Regions from separate parts of the Homo sapiens genome. Here all the other regions are linked to region 1. A link is a loop called in an ENCODE intact Hi-C map of the cell type or tissue named here. Cell type or tissue: PC-9. All regions are shown on one strand. Links, peaks and the distances in the headings refer to the core of each region. The heading gives the core; the rest is flanking DNA.

Evidence for each region. Hi-C counts contacts between places; a loop is a spot of excess contacts. Peaks named below come from ENCODE experiments on the same cell type or tissue, not always from the same donor. Only the 100,000 strongest peaks of a DNase experiment are listed, where the experiment ranks them.
Region 2: a loop joins it to region 1, with 12 times the contacts of the local background. A loop is called at or near these places in 55 of 110 quality-filtered maps.
Region 3: it touches region 1 in a loop (4-fold over the local background); 16 of 110 quality-filtered maps call a loop at or near these places.
Region 4: a loop joins it to region 1, with 4 times the contacts of the local background. A loop is called at or near these places in 8 of 110 quality-filtered maps.
Region 5: a loop joins it to region 1, with 10 times the contacts of the local background. A loop is called at or near these places in 3 of 110 quality-filtered maps.
Region 6: a loop joins it to region 1, with 6 times the contacts of the local background. A loop is called at or near these places in 12 of 110 quality-filtered maps.
Region 7: it touches region 1 in a loop (16-fold over the local background); 25 of 110 quality-filtered maps call a loop at or near these places.

Annotation. Positions count from the first base shown.
Region 1 is chr1:199,682,674-199,687,304 of GRCh38, forward strand. No RefSeq gene overlaps it. Among named protein-coding and RNA genes, the nearest start is that of NR5A2, 340 kb to the right of the region's middle. In PC-9, for the core only: CTCF peaks have their summits at 2,170 (motif pointing right) and 2,370; DNase peaks (open chromatin) are centred at 2,228 and 2,918; H3K27ac peaks cover 1,691 bases.
Region 2 is chr1:200,507,637-200,512,267 of GRCh38, forward strand. No RefSeq gene overlaps it. Among named protein-coding and RNA genes, the nearest start is that of ZNF281, 100 kb to the left of the region's middle. RefSeq lists a silencer at 2,715-2,764. In PC-9, for the core only: CTCF peaks have their summits at 2,682 (motif pointing left) and 2,882; a DNase peak (open chromatin) is centred at 2,665.
Region 3 is chr1:200,128,135-200,132,765 of GRCh38, forward strand. The region is part of intron 7 of NR5A2 (nuclear receptor subfamily 5 group A member 2); the gene reads left to right. Among named protein-coding and RNA genes, the nearest start is that of NR5A2, 100 kb to the left of the region's middle. In PC-9, for the core only: no CTCF peak of the experiment used is centred there; DNase peaks (open chromatin) are centred at 2,647 and 3,647; H3K27ac peaks cover 1,891 bases.
Region 4 is chr1:200,182,121-200,186,751 of GRCh38, forward strand. No RefSeq gene overlaps it. Among named protein-coding and RNA genes, the nearest start is that of NR5A2, 160 kb to the left of the region's middle. In PC-9, for the core only: no CTCF peak of the experiment used is centred there; DNase peaks (open chromatin) are centred at 1,721 and 2,281; H3K27ac peaks cover 536 bases.
Region 5 is chr1:199,906,803-199,911,433 of GRCh38, forward strand. It overlaps the pseudogene LOC100422076. Among named protein-coding and RNA genes, the nearest start is that of NR5A2, 120 kb to the right of the region's middle. In PC-9, for the core only: no CTCF peak of the experiment used is centred there; a DNase peak (open chromatin) is centred at 2,539.
Region 6 is chr1:200,027,383-200,032,013 of GRCh38, forward strand. NR5A2 (nuclear receptor subfamily 5 group A member 2) reads left to right here and starts at 328. Exons shown (of 8, transcript NM_205860.3): 1 at 328-529. The coding sequence starts at 466. RefSeq lists enhancers at 1,992-2,492, 2,493-2,993. In PC-9, for the core only: no CTCF peak of the experiment used is centred there; a DNase peak (open chromatin) is centred at 2,489; H3K4me3 peaks cover 2,609 bases; H3K27ac peaks cover 594 bases.
Region 7 is chr1:200,273,816-200,278,446 of GRCh38, forward strand. No RefSeq gene overlaps it. Among named protein-coding and RNA genes, the nearest start is that of LINC00862, 98 kb to the right of the region's middle. In PC-9, for the core only: a CTCF peak has its summit at 2,837; no DNase peak of the experiment used is centred there.

The sequences.
Region 1 (4,631 bases), core at 301-4,300:
AAATACATCAGTTGAAGTAATAAATGTGAAATTATTTAATTCATTTAATAAGAAAAATATTTTCAAGTTGGCTCATAAAGCAAAATCCAACCCTGTGCTGAATACATGATACTGTTAAGGTTCTATATATTTAAAGCAACTGTTGAAAAGACAAAGCTAAAACTAAATTCAAACAAACAATTAAATTCAACTGAACTCTATTTCAATTGAATAACAATCACATTTGAGAAAACTAATTTAAGGAAGTTTTGAACACAATATTTTGACTTTTACATTCAAAATATTCATAGTACTTTGACATTATACATACAAAAAAGACTTCAGGTCTGTTTGCAATTGTACCCAACCCCAACTCTGGGGTGTACAATTGCAAACAGACCTGAAATCTTTTTTGTAAGTTTAATATGTGAGAGTGTGTGTGTGTGTGTGTGTGTGTGTGTGTGTGTGTGTTGTCCTGGTTGTGACAATTCTAAAACTACTTCATGTGCTTTGTTTTACAATGTTGATATTGTGGGGGCGGTGGGTGGGTGGCTCTTTTACTGAGGAAGAAAGGAATATTATTTGGCAATAAAAAGGTTAATGCATGTCACGTAACACAGATGAGCATCAGATTCCATTTATATGGAATTCTGAAACAGGCAACATTAATACATGACGAAAGAAACCAGAACAGTGGTTTACTTGGGGGAGCTGGGGCAGAGGTGGTGATGGGGAGTAGGACCTTGTAATTTAAGTATAATCACAATCAGCTTTATTTATAATAATCACTTCATCACAAGGAAGCTTTTCTCAGTATCAATGCATAAATATATATAAAAACACAGTTAGCAAACTTCCAGTCTTTTCCTTCCCAGCCAGTGTGAAATTGCTTATAAAATTTCTGTTGACTTTTGCCATTTATTTACACCTACTGGCAGAATGTCCACCATGGCCAACTTGACTCTGACCATTCCTAAAGTAAAGACTGATCTAAAGGATCTGGAATAAGGTCTACCTGATATTCAAAAAGAGAAGCACAAGCCATCTGCCCTGAGTGATAAGCGGCATGACTTTTTCTTATTATGCAGCACTGTTATACTGTGCAAGAGTGTCCCATACAATGCAATTTACACAGCTGTACTGCTCTCACTGAGAAGATGCCCTTTAAAACAATGCTGTATTTTTGCTCGAAATTTTACATACTTTAAGATAAAGAATGGACTGGAAAGTAATTTCTACTAAAGAAAACTTCTATAAGAAAACATACGGTTTTTAAAAATCTATGAGACTGCATTTCAAAGTATCTTTTATTATTGGCAACTAAAAATTACTTTCTCCAATAATGGCAATCTGCAAAACAAACTGCTGTATTTTCACAGTGTCCAATCTGTTGTTTCTCTACAACTAATAACTTCTTGAATAAAAGTGCCCAGACTTTTTCCTAAAATTCAGATTTTGACACTATAATCTACATTATATTTATATAATCATCTGAATTCCAGTACCTTAATTACAATAAAACATGCACTTTTTAAAAAACATTTTGTGCTTAAAATTTCTTATTGACACAATCAACCCTTTTGTCTATTTTTAATAGTAATAATAAAATTTCCCAGTAGGTAAAAGAAACATACAAATTATGTAAAATTTATTCTAATTGTTGATTATCAATATTTGATTCTCAGAATAGTAGCAGTTTTAACACTTTTACTACAATCACAAGTGCTAGTTCATGTCAGAATAAGTAGACTAAACCTTTATCTGTGTATCTCTCAAGCACGTAAGTTAATGTCAAAAAAACAAAGATAAGATATAATACTAAGCATTTCAATTCTGTGTGGATATTTGTATATTACACAAGCTTTTACATGTCAGTGTATTTCAATCCTTTCCAACAAACTAAACAAACTAAATTTTGATATCTGGTCTTTTTTTATTTTTATTTTATTTTTTTTTAACTCCAAGCTACTGTATATTCTTTCAAATCTCTGTAAATATTCTGTATTTCTAGGTTTTTGGTCCTATTATTTTAGCAATATATAATGACATAATTCTGTATTTAAGACAATGATTTCTTCCAATGTGATTTTTTTTCCCCATATGGATAATATTCTGAAGGGCCATAATATAGCATGCCTGCCAGGGCAGGTTGAGGGGAGGAAGGAAGCATGGTTATAAACAGCACCACTGGCATATATCCACTAGGTGTCAGTCATGCAGTTAGCATCAATTTACATTCTTAATCCTGATGGTCATAAACACAAATTCTATTAAAGCTACCCCTGATTCAGTATGAACATACCACAGAGACTCCTAGAATTTTATGCAATGTGGAATAAAGTCTTGTGACTAGAAGAGCTACTGTTTTGCACTAGTGAGGACTTCAGTCATCAATGAAATGCAGGCTTTTCCGAAGTGCCATTGTTAGTTGAGGACAACTGTGTTGGGGGCAGTTGTGATGACTCTAATCAGTTTAGATTGATATGGTATCTAAATGAGAGAATGATAGGGTATCATTTCAGAGAGTTCTCTTGAAAGATTTAGCTTATGGAAACAGGGAAGCACAATGCAGAATATTTCTTATATATTTAACATTTAGAATATTTCAAAGAATACCCCCTCCCCAAATGCTGATTATATTGAGAATAAAATAGTCTTGGGGAAATTGACTTAAGAACACAAGACATCTTGGGTTGTTGCTACCAAAATCAAAAATTAGTTCTATTCTTTCAGACACCTGATGTATTCTTCTCAGTAAAACAATGTGTGAGTTTTATAGGAGAGGTTCTTAAGGATTCTTTTAGAAAAGTGTCATATAAGGTGCTTACTGTTTCTGGGAAGGCAGTATAATGACTGTCTACTCAGTTATCAGATTGTCTCAATCCAGTTCAAAGTGTTAATTGTCACCGTGGACTATGTTTGAACTCCTTGCTGTATGACTAATCCCAAGCATTAGTCACCATAATCCCAAGCATTCCACACAATTTCCAAATAAATATGGGAGGCAAAATAGAAATAAGGTTCATAAAGATCTTTAGGAAAGGCTTGGTTCCTTCAACAGTAAAATTAACGAACCAAATTAAGTGGTCTCAGATTTTCTTTCCAGCTCTGCTGTTTTGTGATTCTATGATGCAACATGTTGTTTTCCTTAAAACAATGGAAACTTTTTATGATGAGTAGTTGTAACATGTTAGTTGTTCTTAAAGATAGAAAAATGTAAATATGTGTTATCAATTACATTACTCCTCAACCCTGATCCCTGCTTTTGTGGTCTAAAAGTTTATCATTTTTCTCCCTTCTCACACCCAGTGCAAGTCAAGGATTTCTCTTCCAGAGTTATCTTTATGTTGCTTCTATTCCCATTTCTCATTTCCAATCCCAACTCATCATCCACTCCCTAGCCCTGCACTCCCACTTAAAACGAGATCGTCTTTGAAGAAATATTAATTTGGAGATTTAGTGAGATCCTACCCTACTTAAAGTCTGCTGCAGATAAAGTCACAGTCAGGCAAGGAACTATAGTTACAGGATGTTTCCAAGGCATGAGGAGCAGCATATAATACTCTCAGTACTTTTGACACCATTGTGATGATGAGATTTCATAACTGAGAATCAGATAAGCATACAATCTATATCATGCTTGTTGAGAAGATCAAAAAAGTGGAACTTGGAATTCTAAGATGTGCAGATACAACACCTGTCCTCAGAGTATCATCCAGTTTCTATGCATCCTTTTTATAAAACCTTGCATTAATTCAGCTTCTCAACAAATATTTATTGGCCAACTCTATGCCAAGCACTGTGCTGAGCCTTGGAAATGAAGCTGTGAAACAGGCAAAGGCTATCTGTTGTCAAAGGATTTAAAGTCTAGTAGAGAATAGTGATGAATTAAAGCACATAAGGTTCTAATGGGAAATAAAAATCACTGGGTTATTCTTACATAATACAGCACTAGTATGGTTACCAGTATAAATAAAACATAATGCTGTACAGAGCAGACATGTAGATTCTCCCAAGCAATGTGTCCTAAATTGCAGGATGATTTCCATGTAAATTGCAGAGCTATAGTTCCAGGGAGTCTTAGATGCATGAACTGAGACAGTTCTAAAGAATCCCTTCATTCAGTTACTACTTTAGAATTCTGGAAGCCTGTATGAACCTAAGAAATACATTGCTCAGAGATCAGATTCTAGCCCACTGTTTTCATTAATTTTATTTTTATTTCCTCAAAAACCTTATCAAAGTGTGATGCCTTTGAAATGAAAAGCTATTCCCTCCTTCCTTTATACTTTTGATGTTAGGCTCCCTCGGAAAGACTTTAAGTAGAAAACCCTTGGAAGGCCTCAAAGCCAATCCTGCTGTCACTTTGCACAACTTATAAAGGACAAACTAGCTAATAGACTACTAGAAAGGAGAAGTTTATTAAACCAAGCAATTAGCTCTTTACTTTAAAGGGATTTGATGAGACTAAATGAAGTAAAATATAAGAGGTAACTTAAGTTTTTTTGAAAGGGAAGACAAAGTGTTCAGGGCTATAGGAATAAAGGTACAAAGATTTAATGAATATTTGTCCGGTGCTTTACACTTTATAAGTGGTTTTCACTTACTTTATTGGCTCCTCACAATAGCTGTTAAATAAGCAGGGCAGATAC
Region 2 (4,631 bases), core at 326-4,325, 820 kb after region 1:
ACAACATCCGCCTCCCAGGTTCAAGCAATTCTCCTGCCTCAGCCTCCCGAGTAGCTGGGATTACAGGCATGCGCCACCATGCCTGGCTAATTTTGTATTTTTAGTAGAGACAGGGTTTCTCCATGTTGGTCAGGCTGGTCTCGAACTCCCGACCTCAGGTGATCTGCCCAACTCGGCCTCCCAAAGTGCTGGGATTACAGGCGTGAGCTACAGTGCCTGGCCCAGGCTGTCCATCTTCATGCTGCTGTGTGCTGACTTCTCAGTCTACTGCAGCTCTTTTCGGGCAGCAATCCTGTCTTCCCAACATTGCTGATTTCAGCAATTTAAATTGTCTTGATTATGTTGATTTCTTAAGGGTTATTTTTAAATGCGATGAAATATTTTATCTTTACATGACTTTTTTATTTTATTTTATTTTATTTTATTTTATTTTCATAGAGACAGGGTCTTGCTATGTTGCCCAGGCTGCTCTCAAACTCCTGGGCTCAAGTGATCTGCCTGCCTTGGCCTCCCAAAGTGCTGGGACTACAGGCGTGAGCCACCACACTCAAACTTTTACAGGACTTCATATAAGTAAATGAACAAATCAATAAAAACCATCTTCTAGAAACACATGACTATTTTTATCCTGAAAACATGATCACTATACATTTCTTCCTTTGACAAATCATTCTTGATACCTGCTGGGTATCTGACACATCTGGAAATGATGAACAAAATAGATACATCATCACTGCCCTGGTGGAGTTCACAGTCTAGGCAGGGAGACAATCCAATAAGAAAACAAACATGACAGCTGCCCGCAGTGGCTCATGCCTGTAATCCCAGCACTTTGGGAGGCCGAGGCGGGCAGATCACGAGGTCAGGAGATCGAGACCATCCTGGCCAACATGGTGAAACCCCGTCTCTAATATAACACAAAAAATTAGCCAGGCGTGGTGGCGGGCGCCCGTAGTCCCAGCTACTTGGGAGACTGAGGCAGAGAAATCGCTTGAACCCGGGAGGTGGAGGTTGCAATGAGCCGAGATTGCACCACTACACTCCAGCCTGGCAAGAGAGAGAGACTCCGTCTCAAAAAAAGAAAAGAAAAGAAATATGACATATTAAAAAAGAAAAACAAGGGCTTCGGTTTTTAAAATTGGCTTTGGAGCCAGATAAACCCATGCTCAAATTTTGAATCTACTGTTTACTAGCCCTGTGACCTTGAACACGTTGCTTAACCTCTCTCTCTCTCGGTTTCCTTGCTTGTAAAGTAACAATAACAATAGTATTTTTCATACCTGGCTGGAGTGAGGATTAGATGACATAATATATGCAAAGCCTTTAGAACAGTGCCTGACATATAGTGATATCTCAGTAAACAATAACTTCTGTGATTATTATTATTAATAAAGCTCTCTTTTAAGGCATCATCTCCAACCACGTCTAATGAATTGCCACTCAGTATTTGGTTCTCTGAAAAAGAAAACACATAGCTATGAATTAAAACTAAGCAACAAACAAAACATTACCTAACTTCCATTCTAGGCTGGACAGTCTTATGAGCACTTCAAGGATAAACACTGCTAGAAATTCTCCCATTAGCTTTCAGTATCTCTGGATGTCTCTGAGTGAATGAGTGAATGTCTCATTCTTTTTTTTTTTTTTTTTTTTGAGACGGAGTCTCGCTCTGTCGCTCAGGCTGGAGTGCAGTGGCACGATCTCAGCTCACTGCAACCTCTGCCCTCTGGGTTCAAGCAATTCTGCCTCAGGCTCCCAAGTAGCTGGGACTACAGGCGCCCGCCATGACGCCCGGCTAATTTTTGCATTTTTAGTAGAGACAGGTTTTCACCATGTTGGCCTGGTTTGTCTCGAAGTCCTGGCCTCAAGCCATCCGCCCACTATGGCCTCCTAAATTGCTGGGATTACAGGCGTGAGCCACCATGCCTGGCGTTTTTGTGTTTCGTTTTCTTTTGTTTGTTTGTTTTAGACAGTCTTACACTGTCGCCCAGGCTGGTGTGCAGTGGCGCGATCTCGGCTCATTGCAACCTCTGCGTCCCGGGTTCAAGTGATTCTCCTGCCTCAGCCTTCCAAGTAGCTAGGATTGCAGGCACCCGCCACCACGCCCACCTATTTTTTTTTTTTTTTTTTTTTTTTTGTATTTTTAATAGAGACGGGGTTTCACTATGTTGGCCAGGCTGGTCTCAAAGTCCTCACCTCGTGAGCCGCCTGCCTCAGCCTCCCAAAGTGCTGGGATTACAGGCGTGAGCCACCGCGCCCAGCCTTTTTTTTTTTTTAACCAGGAAAAAAATGAGAATTTTATCAGCAGCTTCAATCAAGACCAGCTCCCAAATGTGCATGGAAAACCAAGAATAGAAATCAAGCTCAAAGGGCACTCAGAAACTGACTCAGAAAACTCCAAGAGCCTCGTGCACACACAGTCAGTGTTCATAAACTTTAATAACTGCATTATTTCTATTGGCCTCAAGGTATAAAAATGGATATAAAATGTCACAAGAGAACATTTTGAGAGTGTTTAGAGATATTTCTTTTCACAAGTTTAAGAACAAAAAAATTAATATTTTTATGCTGCTTCTTTCATCTCTCTTTAGTTTGTTTTGAAGTTAAGACTTGAAGTCCAAGAGCAAATACCCATTAGTGCCCCAGAGTGGGTCATCATATTCCTGTGAGACACTGCCATCTAGTGGCCAATGTGAACACAACAGTGGATGGCTAGACCTCTTTGTCCCTCAAACTCGAGGTTTTATTGTGCAAACCTATGCGATTCCTTTCGCTGGTACTCCCACTGATTATACTGCCAATAGCTTCTAGGCTTTCAAATGAATGTTTTTCTTTTCTCAATATGAAGGGCACAAATGGGCTATAATAAAAACCATAAACTACTTGGGTTGAAGAATTAAGTATTTTTTGTATTTGGAAAAATGGTGTTTGGATAGAAGGAAAACCCGGCTAATTTGTAAACAGTGAAAGTGATAGCACAAATCTACTATTTTGAGATTTGAGGGGAAAGCAAGCATTGTGTGAATTCTGTGTCTTAACAGTAATAGCAAATAATATTGAAAACATATGATCAATGCAGAATAGGTCATTTACATGTATGTAAACATGATAGGGGCTTCATATATATTATTTCATGCAGCCCTCACAATGGCACTGCAAGCTCCATTCATCCCTACCTAGCAGCTCAAACAGATGAAACTTACACAGCTAGTAGGTGAGGATTCAAGACCAAGACTGTATTTTCCTGAAGGCAGATACTCTGAAGTCCTATCTTCTTAGCTAGTATCTGGCACATAATGACTGTTCAGTAAGTATTTATGAATGAATGAGTGCATGAAGAAATGAATGAGTCCTGCCCAGGCACGGTGGCTCACGCCTGTAATCCCAGCACTTTGGGAGGCTGAGGCGGGAGAATGACTTGAGGTCAGGATTTCAAGACTAGCCTGGCCAACATGGTAAAACACTGTCTCTACTGAAAATACAAAAATTAGCCAGGTGTGGTGGCAGGTGCCTGTAATCCCAGCTACTCAGGAGGCTAAGGCAGGAGAATCACTTGAACTCGAGAAGTGGAGGTTGCAGTGCGCCAAGACCGTGCCATTGCACTCCAGCCTGGGTGACAAGAGTGAAACTCCATCTCAAAAAAAAAAAAAGAAAAAGAAAAAGAAAGAAAGAAATGAGTCCTATGGCAGAAACCACTAGTAATCACCAACATCTGTGCTCCTCACTTCTTCCTGGGCACACTGCTAGACTGCATTTTCCAGTCTCCTTTGAGGTTAGGTGTGGACAAGGGACTAAATTCTACCCATTGGAAACATTACGTCCAGACCTGGCCTATTAAAACATTCTACATGGGATGCTCCTTTTCTTTTCCCATCTGCTGGCTGGAAGGAGAAGATCCAAGAACCTAAAGGAGGGTGGAGCCACAAGGTAGAGTTGGATCCCTGCATGACTGCATGGAGTAGAGTGCCCCATTGACCCACATTAAAATGTGACATGAGTGAGAAATAAAGTTTTATTGTGTTAAGCTGCTCAGTGTAAGGGTTGTTTGTTAGAGCAATCAGCTTGCCCAGACTACTAAAACTCCCAGATAGTCCTTTTGAAATTGTGAATATTGGCCGGGCGCAGTGGCTCACGCCTATAATCCCAGCACTTTGGGAGGCCAAGGTGGGCGGATCACAAGGTCAGGAGATCGAGACCGTCCTGGCTAACATGGTGAAACCCCATCTCTATTAAAAATACAAAAAATTATCTGGGCGTGGGGGTGGGCGCCTGTAGTCCCAGCTACTCGGGAGGCTGAGGCAGGAGAATGGCGAGAATCCGGGAGGCAGAGCTTGCAGTGAGCCGAAATCGTGCCACTGCACTACAGCCTGGGCAAGAGTGCGAGACTCTGTCTCAAAAAAAAAAAAAAAGAAAAGAAAAGAAAAAAGAAATTGTGAATATTGCCTTCTCTATACCAGAAAGATATCCAACATTGTTACTACTTTAACTTAAACCCTGTGCAAGTGAATAAAGATCTTTAGATTTACTTTTATAAGTAGCTCACACAATCACTGGACAGTCTTTATAAAATCAGGGAACTTCTCTCCCTCTTTCTTTTTCTTAGATTTCCACTGAAGCTGAGTTAGACCAAA
Region 3 (4,631 bases), core at 372-4,371, 450 kb after region 1:
CCAAAATCTGCACACACTCAAGTCCCGCAGTCGGCCCTGCAGAACCCGAGCATACAAAACATTGGTCCTCCATACAGGCAGGTTTCGTATCTGTGAATACTGTGTTCTTATCTGTGTTTGGCTGAGAAAAGTCTGCATAAGATGTGGACTCACGCAGTTCAAACCTGTGTTGTGCAAGGGTCAACTGGATATTGTCAGTTTTGTTTTTCTCTATGTGAACTCTGGGTTTCAGAGCTCCAGCAAGCTCCCAGAATGCATTTGCCTCACAGCTTTGGTACCTCTTTCTTAAAGACTTCCTCCTTGTAGCTGATTGTCACCTCTTAGGTATGACGTTTTCTTTGGACCATTCACTAGACATTAGGAAAGCCAAATGATCATAGCTTTCGTTATATATATGTCTATTTTAGGATGTATTTTAACTGCTTGTGATGGTAAAAGGAAAAATAATAACAAAACAAATAGTCATTCTTTTCCCCTCTGACAGTCACTGGCATTAAAAATCCTAAAGTAGCCAATTGCATCTCTAAGATTTAGGTGGACGAGCTCCCTGGGGCAGGGCAGGGTGGAGTGGGGGTGGTGGGCAGGCAGAGAGGAGTGTAGTAAGTTTGTACATTCTGTTTTCAAGTACAGCCGTCCGCTTTCCTGAAGGGTTCAATCATAACTCGGCTCTTGCAATATGACACTGACATTGTTAATAGTAAATAAAATGTTTACTAGCTGAAAGATTTGGATAAAAGTCTTTTAGATAGGGAAATTTATTTGCAGTGGTTAGTTTTCCAATAGTCTTTAGTTTCTGCTATAGGAATGTTTTTCTTATTTGAATTTTGTCCATTATTTCTTCTGCTTTGACATTTAAAGAAATATCTAATGCTTCTTTTCCCTTTACTTAAGTGTGTGCCATTTGTCCTCTGGCATTCAATATCAGAACCTGGCAGAGGTTTGCTGTCAAAGCTCCCTATAGAGTGGTTGGTAAGGCAACATGCAAATAGGGAGACTGGCCCCATACCCCAGGCCCAGTCAGGACCTCTGCCCAGAGCTTATAACTCCAGCACAAGCCATCATATATGGGAACTCTGTCTCATCACTTTTGAGACTCTCTCTCTCTCTGAATATATACACACACATACATACACACACACACTTCATTTGAAAATGAAGGCTTTATAAACAAGCCAAGAACTGCAGAGCAACTACTGATCTCACATCTCACTTAAGAGACAACAGAGATTTGTAGGAATAGCAAACATTCAGCCATTAAGTGAGGCATACAAAAGGCTGCTGTGTTAACATAGCCCAGAAAACCACGGCACTTCAATCAGAACGTCTTTCTCCTTGTCTGTTTTTCTTTAAAAGAGGACCCTTCCTTTTTGTCCGATAGGAAGTACTATTCTGAATCTACCAGCAAGGCTGGCATGTGCTCTCTTATAAAAGGAAAAGACTTCACCATGCATAGCCTCTTCACCCTAACTGCTCAGTTGTTTGCTACCCCTGGCAAGGATGTTCTAATTGTGCAGTGGAGGGTGTGAACTCGTTGCTTTAACTGCAGTTCCATTAGCTAATCGGAGTCCTGATGTCAGTGTGACATTGTGGTGTAAATCATGAAGGGGTTTTTCTGCCACTTCCTGTGGAGAGAAAACAGTTTTGCAGGATCACCTGATGATTGGCCATTGTGGGGTTGTCTTCTTGAAAAAGAAAAGTTGTTCTGACCTGGGCTGTGCTCAGGATGCCTACATTTTGCCTTTGCTAAGCGATGAACCCCCCAGAAAGGAAGTGTATGGGGGGCACTGTTGGAGTCTGAGTGCTCCCTTCCCTCAGCACTTCTGGAGAAGCCTGGAAATACTGTAGACACAGTTTTGGAGAAGAGAATTCAAAGGGCTTACAAAAGGAGAGTACTTTTTTGTCCACTTCTCTAGAAGAGGCACAGCAACTTGTTGAGTTTGTGTTGTGTTGTGTTGTTTTTCTGCCACCAAATTAGGTGTTCCTATTGTGTGGGAGGTGAAAAAGAGAGCACAAATCTATTAATAAGTAAAGCAACTGAAACAAAGGGAAAAATGAATCCCCATTTTGCTTTTTTGCAACATTACATCCAGTTAATAAAAGAGGCTTACAAATCCAACAGAGATCTGCTTGCAGGAACTAACTAGGAAGAAGAAGAAGAAGAAGAAGAAGAAGAAGAAGAAGAAGAAGAAAAAAAAAATCCAACAGAGAAATTTGATCACTGATTTAAATTGTGTTTGCAGTGCCTAAAGCAAGATGAACGATTCATTCACTGTAAGTCAGAAGGTGACAGTACCAGGTGTACCATTTGCTATATGGCAAATCTACAGCTGCTCTAGAAAGTGAAATAGCAGTGCCTGTTCTTATCCCTTAGTTGACTACCTCATCACTGGAAGTGCTGTAAGAGCTTCAGAAGGGTGGAAAACTAGTAAAAAATGTCCAATTGTGCATCAAAATTTATGCTTATTAATTCTGAAATAAGCATTATAGTCTAAACATCATAAAATTCTTTTTGCTTGGTAGCTGCATAAAAGTTGGTTTTGAAACAGCAAAACCTGATTTTCCTATTATGTGGCAATTCTCCTTCCTGAAGCTGGTCACAATATTTGCTTTATTGCTGGCTTCCTCTAAATATGATTACATACTCACCCACACACACACTGCCACTGGCTGGACTGCAAAGCCTAGTGAAGCAGAACATTTACCTCACATCTTTACCCAAGAGCATTGGTTAAATTGTTCTTCATGAAGTCAGATAAGCAAAAGAAATATCCCAGGGTTCTTCGTACAATTAGCATTCATTCTCAGTGTTTACCTTTTCATATGTAATATTCTAATTTAGAAAAACACTCACTAGACACTTGTCAAATAACTGCACATATCTTCATACTAATGCCTTGCTGATATATATGCACCTGAGGGTAATGCTGGCAAATAAGCATTTCCTAAAATTTATGTAATCATTTGAAATTCAGAAAGGATTGATTAGCATTCAAGAGATGCCACTGTTCAATATTTACACCATAGAGATTTGGCAGAAGCAAATAATGGCATATAAAGTTGATGCTTGTCTTAATTAAATGCAGTATAATAGGTGTTGTGGATTTTTTTTTTCTTCCAGTGAGCAAAGCAGTTTAGCAATGACCAGATGTAATTCATTTTGGAGTTCTAAGTTTGAACTTAATCAATATGAACTTACAGCCATGGAAGAAGTGATTATCATTTGTTATTTGCTGGCACAAGAATATAATTGCCTAAATAGCATTTATTTAAGCATATTTCTGAATACCTTATGCCTAAAAATATTTGTCATATTTTAGCTGTTAATGCTTATCTTGTCATTTTGCTAACTACTGCTATTTAGTGAGATGATTTTTCAGAGACATATTGGCCAGGCAAGCTAGGAATAACCAGCAAGAAAAATCAAGTGAGAATGCCATGTGCTCTTGGTTGATGTTTCTCGCTGCTTTAGCTGTGTCAACCACTCTGTTCAAATCTCAGAATAGAGTGGCTGTCTTAGTACCAGCTCAGAAGAGCGTAGTTGGTTAACGTGGTTAGCCCAGATGCTGCACTCTAGTGGACTCTGGACACCCCAGGGCCTCAGGTCTGTTCTACAATGGACCAAATCAGTGACTCACATCTGAGTCTTGCATTAGATCTTCTTTCTAGTTTACTGATAAAAATCTGATAAGTCTTATCTTGAGTTGTGGCTGTGTTTGGTTAAGAAGGTTAAATTTCAAACAGACCAATCCAAAGCCAGGAGAGAAGAACAAATAGAAGTACAAGGCCTCTCATCAGTATTGAAACATTAAATCACACAAAATATATTGAGTGGCCACTATGCAGAACCATTGTACTAGGCAAGCTATGAAATGACAACATAGAGTCTTTTTTTTGTTTGAGATGGAGTCTCTCTCTCTCCAGCTGGAGTGCAGTGGTGCAATTTTGGCTCACTGCAACCTCCGCCTCCTGGGTTTGAGTGATTCTCCTGCCTCAGCCGCCTGAGTAGTTAGGATTACAAGTGCCTGCTACCACCCCCGGCTAATTTTTGTATTTTTAGTAGAGACGGGATTTCACCATGTTGGCCAGGCTGGTCTCAAACTCCTGACCTCAAGTGATCTGCCCACCTTGGCCTCCCAAAGTGCTGGGATTACAGGTGTGAGCCAATGTGCCCGGCAAGAACTGGCAATATATAGTCTTTCCAAAGAGAAGGAAACTCCTGTGATACAGAGCTGCATTTTGGATCCCCAGGACACTGTTCTGAATAAGGCGTGGTACACCAAGCGAAGAGTCCAAAACATGCCATGCCATCAGCAATGCTGCATGCATCTCTTGTCTTTCTTTCTGTTCCTTGTTTTCACTGAACTAATGCACGTTCCACACACATGCTATTCTCCTTGATTACATTTTATTAATCAGAAAGCCTTTGTCAACCCCCATGTTACATAAATCTCACAGCAATCAGAGGCTTCATGCCTCTTCAGTTTCCCAACTCCTCTGAAAGGAGATGATTTTTCAGAGACATATTGGCCAGGCAAACTAGGAATAACCAGCAAGAAAAATCAAGTAAGAATGCCATGTGCTCTTGGTTGATGTTTCTTGCTGCTTTAGCTGTGTCAACCACTCTGTTCAAC
Region 4 (4,631 bases), core at 311-4,310, 500 kb after region 1:
AAAGTTGCACTGGGCTGGGCGCGGTGGCTCATGCCTGTAATCCTAGCACTTTGGGAGGCTGAGGAGGGTGGATTACCTAGGGTCAAGAGTTTGAGACCAGCCTGACCAATATGGTGAAACCTCGTCTATACTAAAAATACAAAAATTAACCAGGCATGGTGGCATGCACCTGTAGTCCCAGCTACTGGAGAGGCTGAGACAGGAGAATTGCTCGAACCCAGCAGGCAGAGACTGCAGTGAGCCGAGATCGCGCCACTGCACTCCAGCCTGGGCAACAGTGCAAGACTCCATCTCAAAAAAAAAAAAAAAAAGAAAAGAAAAGAAAAAGTTGCACTGGAGAAACCCAGAACATCCATAAAAATGTCTTAATATTTTTATTAATTTTATTTGTATTAATTAGTTGAATAAAAACAATGTATCCCATATCCAATATTTCTCACTTGAGAAATATTAATTGTTCCAGGCAATGATCTAGTTGAGGAAATGACCCAAAGAACACATACTAGAGAGATTTCATGAAAATAATAGCATCTATGTTTAAGCACTACGTGCTGAGTTTTGAGTGCGATATGCTATGGCAGACAGTTATCTCCCCAAAATGTATCCTCTCTTTTTTTCCTGGACACACAGCTGCCCAGCTGAAGACTATATTTTCCGGCTTCCTTTGTAGTGAGGCACGACCAAGTGAGTAAGATGGGGCTGTGGCAATGGGATGTGAGCTGAAGTGACAAGCATACCTTTTCAGTCTTCTCCATCGGTAAAAGCGAGTCACTTTCCTTAGTCGTTGGCGCCTAGCCCTTTCCCTGGCTGGACCCGAGGTGCAGACAGCAATCCAAGATGACCAGTGATTGAAGAGCAACAAGAAAGCTGTAACCTTGGGTCCCTGAATGGCCTGGTAGTGTCCACAGACCAGCCTCAAGTGACAGAGAAATAAACTGCTCTCTTATTTAAGCCACTATATCTTGGGGTCTCTTTATTTCCAAAGCTTAGCATTTACCTTAATATGCAAACATGATTTCATTTAATCCTCATAACGACCCCTTCTTGTGACTATGAAAACTGAAACTTACAGACGTACATAACTTGTTCAAAGTCCTGCAGTTAGAAAGTGACAGAGTGAGGGTTCAAAAACAGTTCTGATTCTAAACCTCAGGAGTTCGGAACCTGAACCACTTAGCTACAGTGTCTTCCTGAAAGCACACACCAAGGTGTCCTGTAGAGTCAACATTCACTCCAACAACTGAGCATTTTCTTTAGGACCTAAAAGAAGCAGGCTGGGCATGGTGGTTCATGCCTGTAATCCCAGAACTTTGGGAGGCTGAGGTGGGCAGATTACCTGAGGTCAGGAGTTCGAGACCAGCCTGGCCAACATGGCAAAACCCCATCTCTACTAAAAACACAAAAATTAGCCAGGTGTGGTGGCACATGCCTATAATCCCAGACACTTGGGAGACTAAGGCAGGAGAATCACTTGAACCCAGGAGGCGGAGGTTGCAGTGAGCCAAGATCACACCACTGCACTCCACCCTGGGCAACAGAGTGAGACTCTGTCTCAAAAAAATAATAATAACAAATTAAAAAGAAAAGAAGCAATAGTGACAGATACATTTCTAATAATTGCAACACCAAATAACTAGAAATTTTCTTGACCTTAACAAGAGCCTAGACAAGCACAGTTATAACCACAGACATCCAAAACAAGGGTCAGCTGCTCAGTGCCGTGGGAGCATTGACAACACAGACATTCTATGAGTCTTACATAAATGAGAATTTTGAGGTGGTGACCTTTATTTTCTATACCACCTCAACGGGAAACATTGGCATAACCACCACTTATTAGCCCTGACTATGTTGTAACTATAAGAGCTATACTAATTTTTATACCTTGGTTTGATTAGTAGTTTCCCTGTTTATTTTATCACAAAATCACTTGAGCCATGTTCTCTATACATTAATTATTACAGACTACACAAATAGAAAGCAATTATGTTAGAAGAGAAAACATGTTGTGTCGATCATTTCTGCTCACATTACTTTGCCATCAGTGCAGTTAGCAAGGTACTGGCTGTTTAAAAAAATTTTGTCCCAAAGATTTTCCCCAGAAGTAAATTAAGACTGCCAAAAGGTCTCTGCCATAGAGGTGGAACAAGCTTCTATAAATAAGTGTGGAAACACGTGTTACATTCCCCCTGAGTGTTGCTGTAACAGGCTTTATTTCGCCTCTGCTCTTGCCTTGGGGCCTTGTGTTATTTGAGTGTCAAATGTTCCTGCAACTATTGTGTGGCCTGGATTCCAGCCAAGCTCCTTGGGCAATGCCCGATCAGTGCTCACTCATCCTCTCTACTTCCCTTAAAGAAGTCTTAAAGTGGCACAACCACCTGGGGAGAGAGAGAAAGCCTGTCATCTCTCGCTCTCTTTTTTTTTTGTTTTGAGACAAGGTCTTTCTCTGTTGCTCAGACTGGAGTGCAATAGCATGATCATGGCTCACTGCAGACTTGACCTCCCAGGCTCAAGTAATTCTCCCACCTTTGCCCCCTGAATAGATGGGACCACAGGTGTGCACCACCATGCACAGCTAACATTTTGTTTTGTTTTGTTTTCTGTAGAGACAGGGTCTCCCTGTGTTGCCCAGGCTGGTCTCAACCTCCTGTGCTCAAGAGATCCTCCCACCTCAGTCTCCCAAAGTGCAAGGATTACAGGCATGTAATGGATTAATGCAGAATCTAGGAAACAAAACATAGAAGAGATGGATTGTTAAACTCCATCTCTCCCTTTTCGTTTCATCATCTGATTTTGGGGAAGAACCTGCCTTTCCTCAACCTACCAGTAAAAGAAAAGGCAATAAAACACACCATTATCATGGGTTTATTTCACATCTTTAAAAATAATCATCTTGGCTAAACTAAGCAAAAAATAAAAGTGGCATGACAGTGGTTTCTGCTTTTTGTGCTTCTTTTCTGTTTTTGCTTTGTTTCATTTTAATGTAAAGGAAACTCAAATGAGGAGCTTGTTTGTCTTCAACACTAACATTCAGGCTCTTTATCCAGCCATATTTGTGCCTGAAGTGTTATTAGCCAAAGATAATTTTACAGAAGGTACAAGATTTAAATGTGGATGCTGCTTACAAAGGCATAAAAGGCTGAATAACAGATGACTGCTGGGACATGAGAAGTGAGAATCAAAAAGCCAAGGAAGGGCCACCCACAGATAGAGAAAAGAAGACACGGCAGGGGACGGGGGTGGGAGCGGGTGGAGCCAAGATAGCCGAATAGGAACAGCTCCAGTCTACAGCTCCCAGCATGAGCAATGCAGAAGACGGGGGATTTCTGCATTTCCAACTGAGGTACCAGGTTCATCTCACTGGGGAGTGCCTGACAGTGGGTGCAGGACAGTGGGTGCAGCACACCGTGCGTGAGCCGAAGCAGGGTGAGGCATTGCCTCACCTGAGAAGCTCAAGGGGTCAGGGAATTCCCTTTCCTAGTCAAAGAAAGGGGTGACAGATGGCACCTGGAAAATCGGGTCACTCCCACCCTAATACTGCGCTCTTCCAACAGGCTTAACAAACGGCACACCAGGAGATTATATCCCACACATGGCTCGGAGGGTCCTACACCCACGGAGCCTTGCTCATTGCTAGCACAGCAGTCTGAGATCAAACTGCAAGGTGGCAGCAAGACTGGGGGAGGGGTGTCTGCCATTGCTCAGGCTTGAGTAGGTAAACAAAGCAGCTGGGAAGCTCTAACTGGGTGGAGCCCACCACAGCTCAAGGAGGCCTGCCTGCCTCTGTAGGCTCCACCTCTGGGGGAAGGGCACAGACAAACAAAAGACAGCAATAACCTCTACAGACTTAAATGTCCCTGTCTGACAGCTTTGAAGAGAGTAGTGCTTCTCCCAGCATGCAGCTTGAGATCTGAGAACGGGCAGACTGCCTCCTCAAGTGGGTCCCTGACTCCCGAGTAGCCTAAATGGGAGGCACCCCCCAGTAGGGGCAGACTGACACCTCACACGGCCAGGTAATCCTCTGAGACAAAACTTCCAGAGGAACGATCAGGCAGCGGCATTTGCAGCTCACCGATATACGCTGTTCTGCAGCCACCGCTGCTGATACCCAGGCAAACAGGGTCGGGAGTGGACCTCCAGTAAACTCCAACAGACCTGCAGCTGAGGGTCCTGACTGTTAGAAGGAAAACTAACAAACAGAAAGGACATCCACACCAAAAACCCATCTGTACGTCACCATCATCAAAGACCAAAGGTAGATAAAACCACAAAGATGGTGAAAAAACAGAGCAGAAAAACCGGAAACTCTAAAAATCAGAGCGCCTCTCCTCCTCCAAAGGAATGCAGCTCCTCACCAGCAATGGAACAAAGCTGGACAGAGAATGACTTTAATGAGTTGAGAGAAGAAGGCTTCAGAAGATCAAACTACTCCAAGCTAAAGGAGGAAGTTCAAACCAATGGCAAAGAAGTTAAAAACTTTGAAAAAAAATTAGATGAATGGGTAACTAGAATAATCAATGCAGAGAAGTCCTTAAAGGACCTGATGGAGCTGAAAACCATGGCACAAAAACTACATGACAAATGCACAAGCCTCAGTAACCGATGCAATCAACTGGAAGAAAGGGTATCAG
Region 5 (4,631 bases), core at 361-4,360, 220 kb after region 1:
AAACAGATTAGAAAATGAAACCTTGTTAAATTTTCTTAAAGGGGCTGTGAAATTTTGGAACAGGAAACTTTTATTTACAACTATGGGAAATCAGAGAAGATTTCATAGAGATAATGATATGGAAGCTGGACCTTGAAGACATAGCAGTGGGAACTCTATTGTTTCCACTTAGTATTGCTGTGAACCTAAAACTGCACTAAAAAATAAAGTTCAATGCGGAGCACGGTGGCTCAAGACTGTAATTCCAGCACTTTGGGAGGCCGAGGCAGACACATCACTTGAGGTCAGGAGTTCGAGACCAACCTGGCCAAAGAAGATTATTTAATCTTTCCCTTCCTCCACTCATAGTAGCAGCTTCTATTGGATTGATACACACTGAAGAAGTTTGCCTGGGCTCCACCCCAAAGAACTGCAATCAGCTTTCACAATTCAGTTGGTCACAGTTAGTGCCATATTGGACACTCCTCAGCCCACCTACCGCCCTGGGTGAGGGAAGTGGGGAAGATCTCTTTTGCAGAACTTTCCTGGAGGTACAGAATTTCAGGTTCTCCTGATAATAGTTAGGCTCAACCAGTTTTTAGGGCATCCTCATTAGGCATATGCATGGCATGGGAAATGGGATACAGAGACCTCCTTTGAGACACTATTCATACTACAGCTTGCTAATCAGGGTGCTAAAATATACTGGTAAACAGCAAATGGATTACAGGCATGCTGAGAGATACTAATCTCCTTGGCACTCACAGCAACTAAGCTGGCTTGTCGCCAAGAGAGTCACCCCCAGCCTTAAGCAGCCTTCTTTGAGGATCTTCAGAGAGTTGAAGGAGCATGAGCAACTGGGCTGGGAGCAGGGGCTCAAACCTATAATCCCAGTACTTTGGGAGGTCAAGGCAGGAACTTGAGGCCAGAAATTCCAAACCAGCCTGGGCAACATAGCGAGACCTCCATCTCTAAAAAAAAAAAAAAATTTTTTTAATTAGCCAGGTGTGGTGGCACATGCCTATGCTCCTAGCTACTGGGGAGTCTGAGGCAGGAGGATCACTTGAGCCCAGGAGTTTGAGGCTGAAGTGAGCTGTGACTGCACCAGTGCACCCCGTCTATTACTTGGATATTGACTTTAGGAGCCAGCTCTCTACGTTATTTCAAAATAATAATAGAGCTACATTTTAAAGAATGTGCCTGCCTTTTTAGAGTGGTCACTTAGAACACACCAATACCAATGAGCATATAGACATATTTAATATATGCAACAACAAAGATTCAACTACTGTCTGCCCAGTGCTTGCCATCAGCCTTGTTGCCATCCTCCACCCTCATCTTGCTGGAGGGAATGCTCTTAGGAACCTATTACATAACTCTTCCTGCAGCTCCATGAACCCCTTGTTCCAGGAGTTTGGATGGGGACTCCCGACAGGCACTGGACAGCCAGCAACTTAAATATCTGTCATCACGTAAGTCAGACACACCTCCCTATTTGCTATTAATGGTTTCTAAGTGACCATCCCAACAATGCAAATGCCTTCTGCAAAATTTTGCTATATTATTATATTGAAATACCTGGTATGGAAAAGTTTTATAGAAATCACATTATCATAAGAAATTTCAGTGTTACAATTATAAGGAGAAGATAAGGAAAGGCTATTATTTCCAATATAATTCATGTGTTATAATTATTTTAAATAATTGTGAAGATTGGTTTAAATTTTGTCATATATTTGTGGGAAGAGAATCTATTGTTGAATATAAAAATATTGAAGAGAATATTATTTAAAAGTCTTAATCAGAAATTACATAAAGCCATTCAACTATAACACCTAATATGAAAAACTTACAGTCACGAAAGCAACTTTAAGGCCTCATTAAAAATTATGAAAATAGAGCTTCCAGATAGCTGAATACATGGAGGTTCCTGGAGGGTGGTGCACCCAGGGAGGGTATGGAAGCTCCATTCCGCTTCCCCCATATCTTACTGTATGCATTTCTTCATCTGTATCCTTTGTAATATCCTTTATAATAAACTGGCAATTTTTTTTTTTTTAATTTAAAATAGAGAGAAAGCCAGGCGTGGTGGCTCACACCTGTAGCCACAATGCCTGGCCGGTAAATGTTTTTTACAAGGAAGCCAAAAACCTAGAAAGAGACGTTTGCTTTATTGATATTGTCTGCAATGAAATTCCAGAGCACTACGACAAAGAATCTGAGGATCCTAAACACTTCAAGTCAGAGAAGACAGGATGGGGACAGTTAAGGGCAGGCTGAATAGATAGACATCAGCCCATCATGTGCTTCTACAAGCTGGAGACCACCAGTGAGGTTGGAGGTCTGGAGGCTTCAGACCAAAGTAGGGCAATTTGTACACAAGTCAGTCAAAGACGACATAGGCTTTTGCATGGGTTGATGAATGGTACATGATAATGGATGATGTTCAGGAATATGAAAAAAACATGCCTGAGCAAACTAACATAAAAAGTTTGCAATCAACATTCCTCGCCTGCAAATGACATAGTGAGTCATGCCCAAACAAGTACATGACAACTGATGAAGTCTGATAATTTGAACGAGCCATTCAGGAAGCCATCAAGAAGAAAATTGGCATTGTCCCACCTGCAATTTCTAGCTCAAGCATTCCCCGACTGCCTTCTTCTGGCAGCAGTCCCCTTCTAGTGCTTCATCACTCCATCACCCCTCGTTCCACAGATGTACCTGAATTGCTGTCAGGTCCCAAATATTGGCCCCGGAAAAAGTCTGCCCCAGTAACACTCATGCTTCCAGACCCTGAGAAAAAAAGCCACCCTGAATGTACTTGGCACATACTCTTCAGATAAACGACGTCAGCATAAATCAGAGTTACTTCATATGGATATCTCATGGGGTTTTATATTTTCATTTTGGCTTGTTTTTAAAAAAAAAAAAATCTGATATAGAAAAAGGTGCTTTGTCACACAAACATGTTCCTTCAACCTCTGAGTGTGCATATGATTAAGTAATTTCACATATGATTCCCTAAGTATGCCACACAGCATCACATAAGATGTTAGCTGTAAGATTTGCAAGGGGGCCGGGCGCGGTGGCTCACGCCTGTAATCCCAGCACTTTGGGAGGCCGAGGCGGGTGGATCATGATGTCAGGAGATCGAGACCATCCTGGCTAACAAGGTGAAACCCCGTCTCTACTAAAAATACAAAAAATTAGCCGGGCGCAGTGGCGGGCGCCTGTAGTCCCAGCTACTCGGGAGGCTGAGGCAGGAGAATGGCGTGAACCCAGGAAGCGGAGCTTGCAGTGAGCCGAGATTGCGCCACTGCAGTCCGCAGTCCAGCCTGGGCGACAGAGCGAGACTCCGTCTCAAAAAAAAAAAAAAAAAAAAAAAAAGATTTGCAAAGGACAGAAGGAATCTTCTGTGGTCATAGCAGTAAGCCTGGGAGGAAGCCTTGTTATTGGGCATTTGATGAGGTTTGCAAGGACTCTGAACATAAATAAGAGGCCGAGCACGGTGGCTCATGCCTGTAATCCCAGCACTTTGGGAGGCTGAGGTGGGCGGATCACCTGAGGTCAGGAGTTCGAGGCCAGCCTGACCAACATGGAGAAACCCATCTCTACTAAAAATACAAAATTAGCCAGGCTTGGTGATGCAGGCCTATAATCCCAGCTACTTGGGAGGGTGAGGCAGGAGAATCGCTTGAACCCGGGAGGTGGAGGTTGTGGTGAGCCGAGATCGTGCCATTGCACTCCAGCCTGGGCAACAAGAGTGAAACTCCATCTCAAAAAAAAAAAAAAAAGAATTACTAAATGAACACTTTGCACCACTTTGTTACAACGTGTGGTAATACATAAAAGGTGGCTGGGCACGGTGGCTCACGCCTGTAATCCCAGCACTTTGGGAGGCCAAGATGAGTAGATCACTTGAGGCCAGGAGTTCAAGACCAGCCTGGGCAACATGGCGAAATCCCGTCTCTACTAAAAAAAAAAAAAAATACAAAAATTAACCAAGTGCAGTGGTGCACGTTTGTAATCCCAGCTACTCGGGTGGCTGAACCCTGGAAGGCGGAGGTTGTGGTGAGCCAAGATCACACCACAGCACTCCAGCCTGGGTGACAGAGTGAGACTCTGTCTCAAAAAAAAAAAAAAGTAAAGTCAATTTCCACTCATCAAACCTGAAATTCTCCAAAATACTCTCAGGCATAATATACTTAATTGTTAAATTTCGAACTGCTGATCATCAATATTTGAATGCCAATAGTTATTAAGGTCCCTATGTTGTTAAGTGTGACTCAGGATTTGGGGCCTAATTAACTCTTTAAACTTTTAAAAATTTTAATATCAATCTTTAGAGGCTCCAAGTGTAATTAATGATAACTTATTTATGCTTTCCACAGAATTTAATAAAGATTCCACTTAGAATAGAAGAAGAAGATAGTGCACAAAAGGATTTGGTTAGAAATTGAATCGATTTATGGCAATGAACTGCTTCCTGCTCTGTATCAAGAAATGATTCATTTGGCTGAGGATGCACTTCCCTGCAAAGGGGAAACCAATACTGTGCAGTGGAGACGCCTAGGTTTTGAAGACCAACAGATTGAGCTCAATTCTAGCTTAAAAATTTGCTACCTGTATAACCTTGGTCAGCACCTCCA
Region 6 (4,631 bases), core at 389-4,388, 340 kb after region 1:
GTCTGATCTTCTGACCCCTCAGTTTTACAACTTTCCACTCTCTGTGCTGCATAGCACCTCTCCACTTCTGAGTTAATCATTTCTTTGCCATTATCTGGCAAGAATTCTTATCTCTTTTGCTGTCACTTTATAACAGGGTCCTCTTATCAACCTGCATAGAGTCATGTGATGAGTCAAAGCCTATCAAAAGTTTCCATTCTTCTGATTAGAAACCATCATGAAACTGGATACATGGTTTACAGCAGGTCACTAATGTTGGAAAAAGTACAGAGTCCAGGGAAAGACTTGCTTGTAACTTTATGAATTCTGGATTTTTTTTTTTCCTTTGCTTTTTCTTAACTTTCACTAAGGGTTACTGTAGTCTGATGTGTCCTTCCCAAGGCCACGAAATTTGACAAGCTGCACTTTTCTTTTGCTCAATGATTTCTGCTTTAAGCCAAAGAACTGCCTATAATTTCACTAAGAATGTCTTCTAATTCAGATACTGGGGATTTACAAGAGTCTTTAAAGCACGGACTTACACCTATTGGTAAGTAGGAGTTTCTCTATTGATCATCTATTTATTCTGCTACTACATACATATAATTTAATCTTGTTGATGGATTTTGCATTTTAAGTCATGGCTTTTCCTATTATGTTTATTAAAAGCACACAATAAGCCTATGTATATATATCACACATTTATCTTTCTTGCAGTTCAAAAAAAGCAAATGGATATTTCAACATATGAATATTATTCATTATATCTAGTGTTTACTGGTGTCATTCTAATACCCTAATCAGCCAGAAAATATAATTTATACTTTATCAATTTCAACTTTAATATTTTCTGATAATTTTTAATCAGAAATAATAAGCTAAAATTTGAACAATTTGAAACAAGTTAATCATATTGAGTGATCATTGATCAAACTTTAACAGATAGCTGTCAAGTATTTGTTACTTTTCAACCCACACAAAAGTATGGTGTCTTATTCTCTGCTTATACCGTAAAAAATTTTCATTTTATTTTCCTGGGGAATGAAAGTCATGCCCCCACCTCCAAAAAAAAAAAAAAAAAACCAAAAAAACTAGACCATCATTAGTAAAGGATTTGAAGAGCTACTGTTTCTCGCAACAATTAGTATATTTTGTTTTTACAAACAGAAATAAGTAAATAAAGCTACTATTCATTTAAAAAATAGAGTTACAAACTTATGAATTTTATAGCAAGACTACATTCAATTAATTCTAAAAGTAAAGGACTGAAGGGAAGTGATTCCCAGTGATCTGTAATTATTTGTCTGTTGGAAGTCAGGCCCTTCTGCCTTTCCCCAGTTTTTGAAGGACCTGTGCCTTTTCTGGCAGCATTTGCCTAGGCTTTCAGACTGGAATTTCCCTCCGAATTTGCAGGGGCCTGTCATGAGCTCTCTGAGTCTCAGCTCCATTATAACAAGAAAGAAAATCAAGGCTTGAGTTTTTCCTCTTTTTTCCTTCCTAGTCAGCTGACTCCACAGAATGCAGTGGAGTCACAGATTGCTTTTTTTATGGGCCAACTACACCCTAAAGTATATCACTTGAGGAAATGTTTACCAAAAATGTTCTATACTTACGAAAAAGAAAACATGGGGAAGGTAAGCAGGGTGTAACACACAATCAATTGTTCTGCAGATAACACAGAAAATACAGGCACAAGAAAGATGAGAGAGCAGCACACAACCATTTCGCATCTTTTTCGTCGGGCAGAACCGCCGCGGTGCGCAGGCAAGGAGTCCTTCCCGGCAGCTCCGCGCAGCTCCGGTTCCGCGTCCGGGGCCGCAGCTAGAGCGCGCTCGGGCCGGAGACGCGGACTGCGCGCGCACGGGGGACGCGCGCTCGGGGGCTCGCGCCCGCGCGGGCGGTCTTGGGCTCCTGCTGCGCGCAGCCCCAGCTGGCCGCTGCCAAAATAGAGTTGAGCTGGGTCGGGAGACCACGCACGCCGATCCCTCACAGTCTCCCCCACACCCCATGGGTGAATTAAAGAGGGTAAGGTAGGGGAAAGAGACGCTGTTGCACTTTTCTCTGCAACCCTGGAAGAACTGTGTTTCCAGCTACCGCACGCGCAACTCACATCGCAAGGGACCGAGGCGGTACACTCTGAGCGTAAACAGAGAACACCTGCAGCTCTGGAATCGGTCCCACCGCAGAGGGCTGGGAACCGGAGGACTGTCGGTCCAGCCCATAAGGGGCTGCTGGGGACTAAACCTCAAGAAAAGTACCGAAGAAGGCTCTCCCCTGGCCTCAGCGAGACTACCCCAACATCCTAAACCTGTGCAGGCACTTCCGGGCGCCGGATTCCGGGATAACAAAATTCCAGTCAATTTGCCGGTAAAAGAGACCTCTTTCAGGATCTTGTTCGCAGCCACCCGCCCCTTCCCAACCCAAGCACATCCCCTCCGCCTCCTGGTATTGCAGCCCCGCAGGTGGTTGTGAGGTGTCCGCACCTGCAACATCTTAGTGACCCTGAGGCGGCTGTGGCACCGGGAGACAATCTGTTTACCTCGTAGCCTCCACGAGGGTGCTAACGGTCGTTCCCAGGGTGAATGGCTGGACGGAGCCATCCAAAGGGCTGAGGGAGAGGAACAGAGGGCGGTGAGGAGCCTTCGGACTGAACTATTGGATTGAAGGGCCTGACCCGATTCCTGAGGGAGAGATGCCCCTTGAATGGGTCTTTCTGATTGCCCAGGGTAGCCCCACTGGGAAGAACCCACGGGTGCAGCTGTAGAGAGTGTCTGAGGGTCTCGAGGGTAGCTTTCAGATGGCAAATTGCAAGTTGGGCTGTGTTGAGTGGTTCACAAAACCGAGCCCGGTGTATGTAGACATCAGTCAGGGTTTACAATTCTATATTTAATTCAGTTGTGTTGTACTAGGAAATGAGCCTCCTTTTGTTTAAAAAGCTGTCTCCATGGTTTTTAACTAGGGGCTACATCTTGTATGCACACTGATGGTTACATGAAAGTTTTGTATAGATGTCTGTGCTTGTATAGAAAAGCAGAATTAAGATAAAGTTGTTCCTTCTGCCTACCTGCAAGATAATCATTCATTGTAGTGTAAAAGCAGCACACTCAGGTTATAACTAGATTGTTCCCTTAAAGTTAACTAACTCTGGGACACTGGCCAGACTCTTGGTTTCTGGTCTTGGTTTACTTCTTTCTCCCAAGTGGGATGATTCTATTGAATAATATGCAGTACTAACTTTAGAAGCTTTTTATACTTACCTATATCAAGAAAAGAGCCATATCTGTGTGGTAGGAAATGTTATACATAAAACAAATATTTATTGACCACTCCCACAGTGCCCAATATTATGCTTTGATTCATATTAAATTTCCATAATTCTTCAAATTAACTGCATTTGCAGAATATTTTATGCACTCAGTATAATATTGCATATTATCCACAGAAGGTTATGTCTGCATACTTAGGGGTACATGATACACAGTGCAAACACTGTATTGAGTCTGTAATGTGAGTCTTGCTATCTGGTCCCCTGAACACTCTGAGTCTGATTTTATTTCAGTGATAACCTCCAGCAAGCTCTGTGCTCATAAGGATCTCTGAAAGTAGACGTTTCATCAGCGGAAAGTGTGATAGCCATTATGTCACCCTAACCTCCAGCGAGCTTTATTTAGAATGCCAGCCACACAAGCCCATGTTCTGATTCTCATAGTTGGGGCTTAGGCTGCCAGTTTCTTCTATGAAGCTAAACTCTAGAGCCTCCCTTCTTTCCATGCCCGAGTCCATCTCCAAAACAGTGCTTCTCAGATTCCTCTTTTCTGGCCTGGATCCACAGGTAGTGACCAGAGTTAACAGAGTTCTTGGGCCAGGCACAGTGTCTCAAACTGGTAATCCCAATACTTTGGGAGACTGAGGATGGAGGATCACTTGGGCCCAGGAGATCCAGACCAGCCTAGGCAACATAGTGAGACCCAGTCTCTACAAAAAATAAAAAAATAAATAATTAGCTGGGTGTGGGTGTGGTGGCATGTGCCTGTAGTCCTAGTGACTAGGGCTTGGGGGTTGAGGTAGGAAGATCACTTGAGCCAGGGAGGTTGAGGATGCTGTGATTGTGCCATTGAACTCCAGCCTGGGCAACAAAGTGAGACCCTATCTCAAAAAAACAAAACAAAACAAAACAAAACAAAAAAAGGATTTCTTTTTCTTTAACACCTTTTTTTTTTTTTTTTTTTTTTTTGAGGCAGAGTTTCACTCTTGTTGCCCAAGCTGGAGTGCAATGGCATGATCTTGGCTCACTGCAGCCTCAGCCTTCTGGGTTCAAGAGATTCTCCTGCTTCAGCCTCCCAGGCAGCTGGGATTACAGGTGCACGCCACCACGCCTGGCTAATTTTTTGTATTTTTAGTAGAAATGGGGTTTCACCATGTTAGCCAGGCTGGTCCCGAAATCCTGACCTCAGGTGATCCACCCACCTCAGCCTCCCAAAGTGCTGGGATTACAAATGTGAGCCACCACACCTGGCATCTTTAACACCTCTTCTAACAAACCAAGAGAGATTTATAGAGGAAGGGAGAACAGAGGCTTGTTAATGCTTCTCTCCTTTACTTGACCCCTCTACCAGACACAATGTCTAGGATTATCTTGGATTCAGCCTTGA
Region 7 (4,631 bases), core at 352-4,351, 590 kb after region 1:
ACATCATGACGCAGCATGTGAGACCTCACCAGAAGCTGGCACCATGCCCTTGAACTTCTCAGCTCACAGAACCATGAGAAAAAAAAAACTCTTTTATATATATATATATATATATATATATATATATATATATATATTCTTCATATATATATATATATTCTTCATATATATATGAAGAATATATATATATATTCTTCATATTCTAAAAAAACTCAAGAGAAATACTTTACTTACATTTACCTATTTGTTATAAAGGGTATTGCAAAGGACACAGATAAGCATCCAGATGAAGTAATACAGGGCAAGGTACCCAGGAAGGGGCACGGAGCTTCCATGCCCCCTCCTGATGGGCCACCCTTCAAGAACCTCCATGTGTTCAGCAATCCAGAAGCTCTCGAATCCTGTCCTTTTGGGTTTTTATGGCAGCTTCATTACATAGGCATGACTGATTACATCATTGGCCATTGGTGATCAACTCAACCTTCAGTCCCTCTCTCCTCCTTCAGGGCAGAGGTCGAGGGTGGGGGTTGAGGACAGAAGACTATAAATTCCAACCCTCTAATCACATAGTTGGTTCCTCTGGCAACCAGCTTCCATCCTGAGGCTATCCAGGCCCCACCACTACCCTAAAACACACACATATACCAGTTCATCGTGACAGCATGCAAATACACATCACTTTGGAGATTCCAAGGATTTTAGGAGCTATGTGCCAGGAACCAGAAGCAGAAACCAAATGTATATATTTGGTTATTATACCATAATATTACATCATTATAATTATATCATAATATTACACCATGTAACCTTCTTTTCAAGCATGAAGCCTAGCCCTGTGTTAGTAAGTGTCTCAGGCCAAGCCACTCAAGAACATTGCCTGTGGTCTATAGGATGCTGGATGGCCTTCTTCAAAGCCCAGAGCTTTCAGTATTTGGATAAATGTGGATCCTTCATGGACTTTGTGTGGGCTGCCTGACCACTCAGGCCTTTGTGAGTTGTGCTAAGAAGGGGGCTAGGGTTCTCTCTGCTCTTCAGGTAGCCACGCTAATATACTGTGGAGTTGGAATCAGCATTCGGGTTTCCTGACTGATCTCCGCATCTGGCTTCTCACAACCACCAATCACACAACATTCCCAGAGCTCTCATGGCAGATGTGCTGGCCCCATTCAGGACTCTCAATGACACCGTCCTCTCTGGAAATATTTTATACCAAATACAGCTATTACAATTGTGACTGTAAAAGAAAATAAATAAGGGAAAAACCTCTAGTTCCTGGACAAGTTTCCTTTTGCATGCTGTATGGAGCAGACCCAACTCCCCCAGCCCAAGCAACATTGATAAGAGTTGGGCTGTTCATACCTGTTACAGGAGTTTCCGCCTGAAGCAAATTATTGTTATTACCAGGTTATAAACCCTTAGAAGAATCCCTTAATGGAAAAGCTAACAGCCCATTAACTATAATGAGTGTCATATATAGGATGCGTTCCAGCAGAGGGAAGGCAACTGTGTTATCTCGGTCTTTGAGCAACCCCCGGGCTCATGACAAGGATGGTCGACACCAGACAGTGAGACCCTCCCGACAGGACAAACCACTCTGCCGTTATATGTGACTCTCTGGTCCCTGCATCAGTCCTGGAGAAACCCAGTTTATTTACAAGACCTGCCTTCCACCTTGAGAGAATGCAACACATCTGGGGGACAGTTTACAAAGAGGGGAAGTCAGCTACCGCCATCAGCAGACGTGAGACCGTTAGCCTCACACACCAGGCTGCAAGGCAGGGCCTGTTATCACAAACAAGCTGTTTGCTCACTGTTTGAATCTATTTCTGGAGACTGTTTACCTAAATGAAATTACTTATCCACTGGGGCAGGGTTCAAAGCTCAAAAGATAAGTGCAATCGGCTGTTAAAAAGATCCAAGCTTGGGAAAATGAGGGGGAAAGAACAAAGTCAGATTAATCCCAGGGGAAGAAAGTCTCAATGCCATAGAAATTACATGGCATTCCTTTAGACCATCAATTAATTTTAATTCCAAAAGTTCAAAGGCACTATTTAAAGGAACTAATTAATAGCTAATATTCTCCCCAGGGTGATCTAGTCTGGTTTACAAGAGCAACGGCATTGATGGGCTGAACGTTCGTTCCTTCTCTTGCTGATCATTACAGGTAACGCTAGCCTGAGTCCATGGAGGACAGATCTGGGAATTCCCATGCATGGAATAATAATGACACTTACTAGTCCTTACTCAGACTCTTGCTAAATTTTAGTTACTCTACCTCTGGGGACGTGGCTCACCGCAGTCATCCTTGAATTACGCTCTGTGGAAAAGTGGACCCTAAAGTCGAGGGTACATCTTGCTCTATGTAAGTTCTAGTATTGTTGTTCTTTACATAAGCTACTCTAGGGGAAAGTTCTTATTTGACTTTTTTTAACCTTAGGTGCAGAGTGTTGAGTTCATCATACTCCCACCTCCATTCAATGTCACTGGGCTGTACACGTGCCTTCTCTTTAATATTTTTTAAATTTCCTTTTGATCTTCCTACTCACTCCCATCCTCTCTCCTCCCACACATAGGCTGCTATCCTAAGGTGTTTAATGTTTATTTTGTTTGTCTGGATATCTCTGTCTTGTGTTCATGTATTTTTCCTTTTGCTCATAATCCTCTTACCCAAGTATTACTTTTATTCCTGTTACAATCAGGTCCTTGTCCATCTGCGTTTTCATTGTTTACGCATTGTAAGTAATATCCATGATAGAATATTTGTGTCCTGATTTTTAACATTTCTATAATGAGCTTTTCTTTTCTTTAGTCTTTGATAGACTTTTTTTCTTATCTCCCTGCACCCCCAGCAGGTGACCACTGCTAACAGCATGGGCAGGGTCTATCTCTCCACACGTCTTCAGGATCACTCAATCCTTTAAACTGGTAGTTACAGAAATGTGTGTGTGTGTGAGAGAGAGAGAGAGAGAGAGAGAGAGAGAGAGAGACAGAGAGAGAGAAAGTGAGAGAGAGAGAGAGAGAGAGGAGAGAGATTTGGTTTAATGAACTGGATTCGTAATCCATAGCTCTGTGGCTTGCTATTCTCATCTAAGAATATGTCATGATCATCCTTCCAGGGCAGTAGATCCGGATCTCTGGCATTCTTTTTTAATAGCTGTCTAGTAATTCATGGGATAGATGGATGTTCAGCAGTTCACCCAACCATCCCTCTACTGACGGGCATTTAGGTTGCACACGGTTTTTTATCACTACAAATAAAGCTGCATATTTATGCACGTGAATCCATAAATACTGGGGCTTTTACATCTATAGGGTAGATTTCCAGGAGGGTGCATAAATTTTTTACCTATATAAATGGTATTAAGTTAAATGCCACTTTGTATTTTTTATTTCTTCACTATGTACTATGCTTTTAATATCTATCCATGTTATAATTTGCAGACCTAATATGTTGGTTCTAACCACTGCACAATATTCCATAGTGAGCCCCCAGTTCACTTAACCTATCAGTCTCCAGATGCCTGTATATAATAGCAGCACAGTGGGTAAGGTGCTTTTTAAATACTACTGAAAGGTTAACGTGCTTAAAAATAAAGCACCAAGCCAGGTGGGGTGGCTCACACCTGTAGTCCCACCTACTACAGGGGTTGAGGCAGGAGGGTCACTTCAGCCCAGGAGTTTGAGGCCAGCCCGAACAACACAGAAGACCCCTATCTCTATAAATAAATAAATAAATAAATAAATATAAAGCATCAAATAGAAAACACGTAATTCCTGCTTTTTCAAACTCTCAATAGACTCGATTTTGGAAAACTGTTATGAGCAAACAGGGCACAAGAAAAAGGAGATCACAGGAATGAGGGGACTTGCATTTGTTGAAAATCTGTGTCAAGCACCTTACAAAAATCTTATTTGATTCTCAATGTAAACTTTGGAGGCAATAGTTTACTCACTGACCAGATAAGGAAACGAAGGGCCAGGTAGATTAAATGCATTCCTCGTACTCATGGTGGGACTGGGATTCAAAGCCAAGTCTTCTTGGCCCTTCCCACTACTCCTTGTGAACTGCAACCCAAACTAATGTCTCACTTTTTAGAAAAGGTCTCCTAAGGGGCATGGGGGATGGGTAGGGAAAGTACATGAGTATCACAAGATTGTCGATCTAAAATTTCATCCAAGGATTCTGAAAACACTGAAAATTGATATTCTTCTCAATGAAAATTAATGGACTTAATCTTCCAAAAAGCTTGGAAAGTCTAACCAATTTCTAGAGCTTTTGTGGGAAGACGCTGGTGTTACCAAGAACAGCATGATTATAGGTTAAATTCAGAGTTTTCCTGATTCGGGGAAGAGGCCAGGCCTCGCTCGCAAAGGAAAGGCCTCAGGAAGCCACGTGAAATGCGGTCAGATCATTAATGATGTTGCTGCGCATGGAAGGAGGGTGAAATGAATGCTCTGGAACAACAACAGATTTCTGCCCAGCGTCCTGGGACTGTCACAGGGTTCTTGTTTGGCACTGGACTTTCTCTTTCTAAATACAAGGGACCTGCCGTGGTAACCTGCTGTGGTCAGTTGTGTGGAAGGATCTAGAAACCATCATAATCCAGCCAGCAGCAGTTACTGGGCATGTA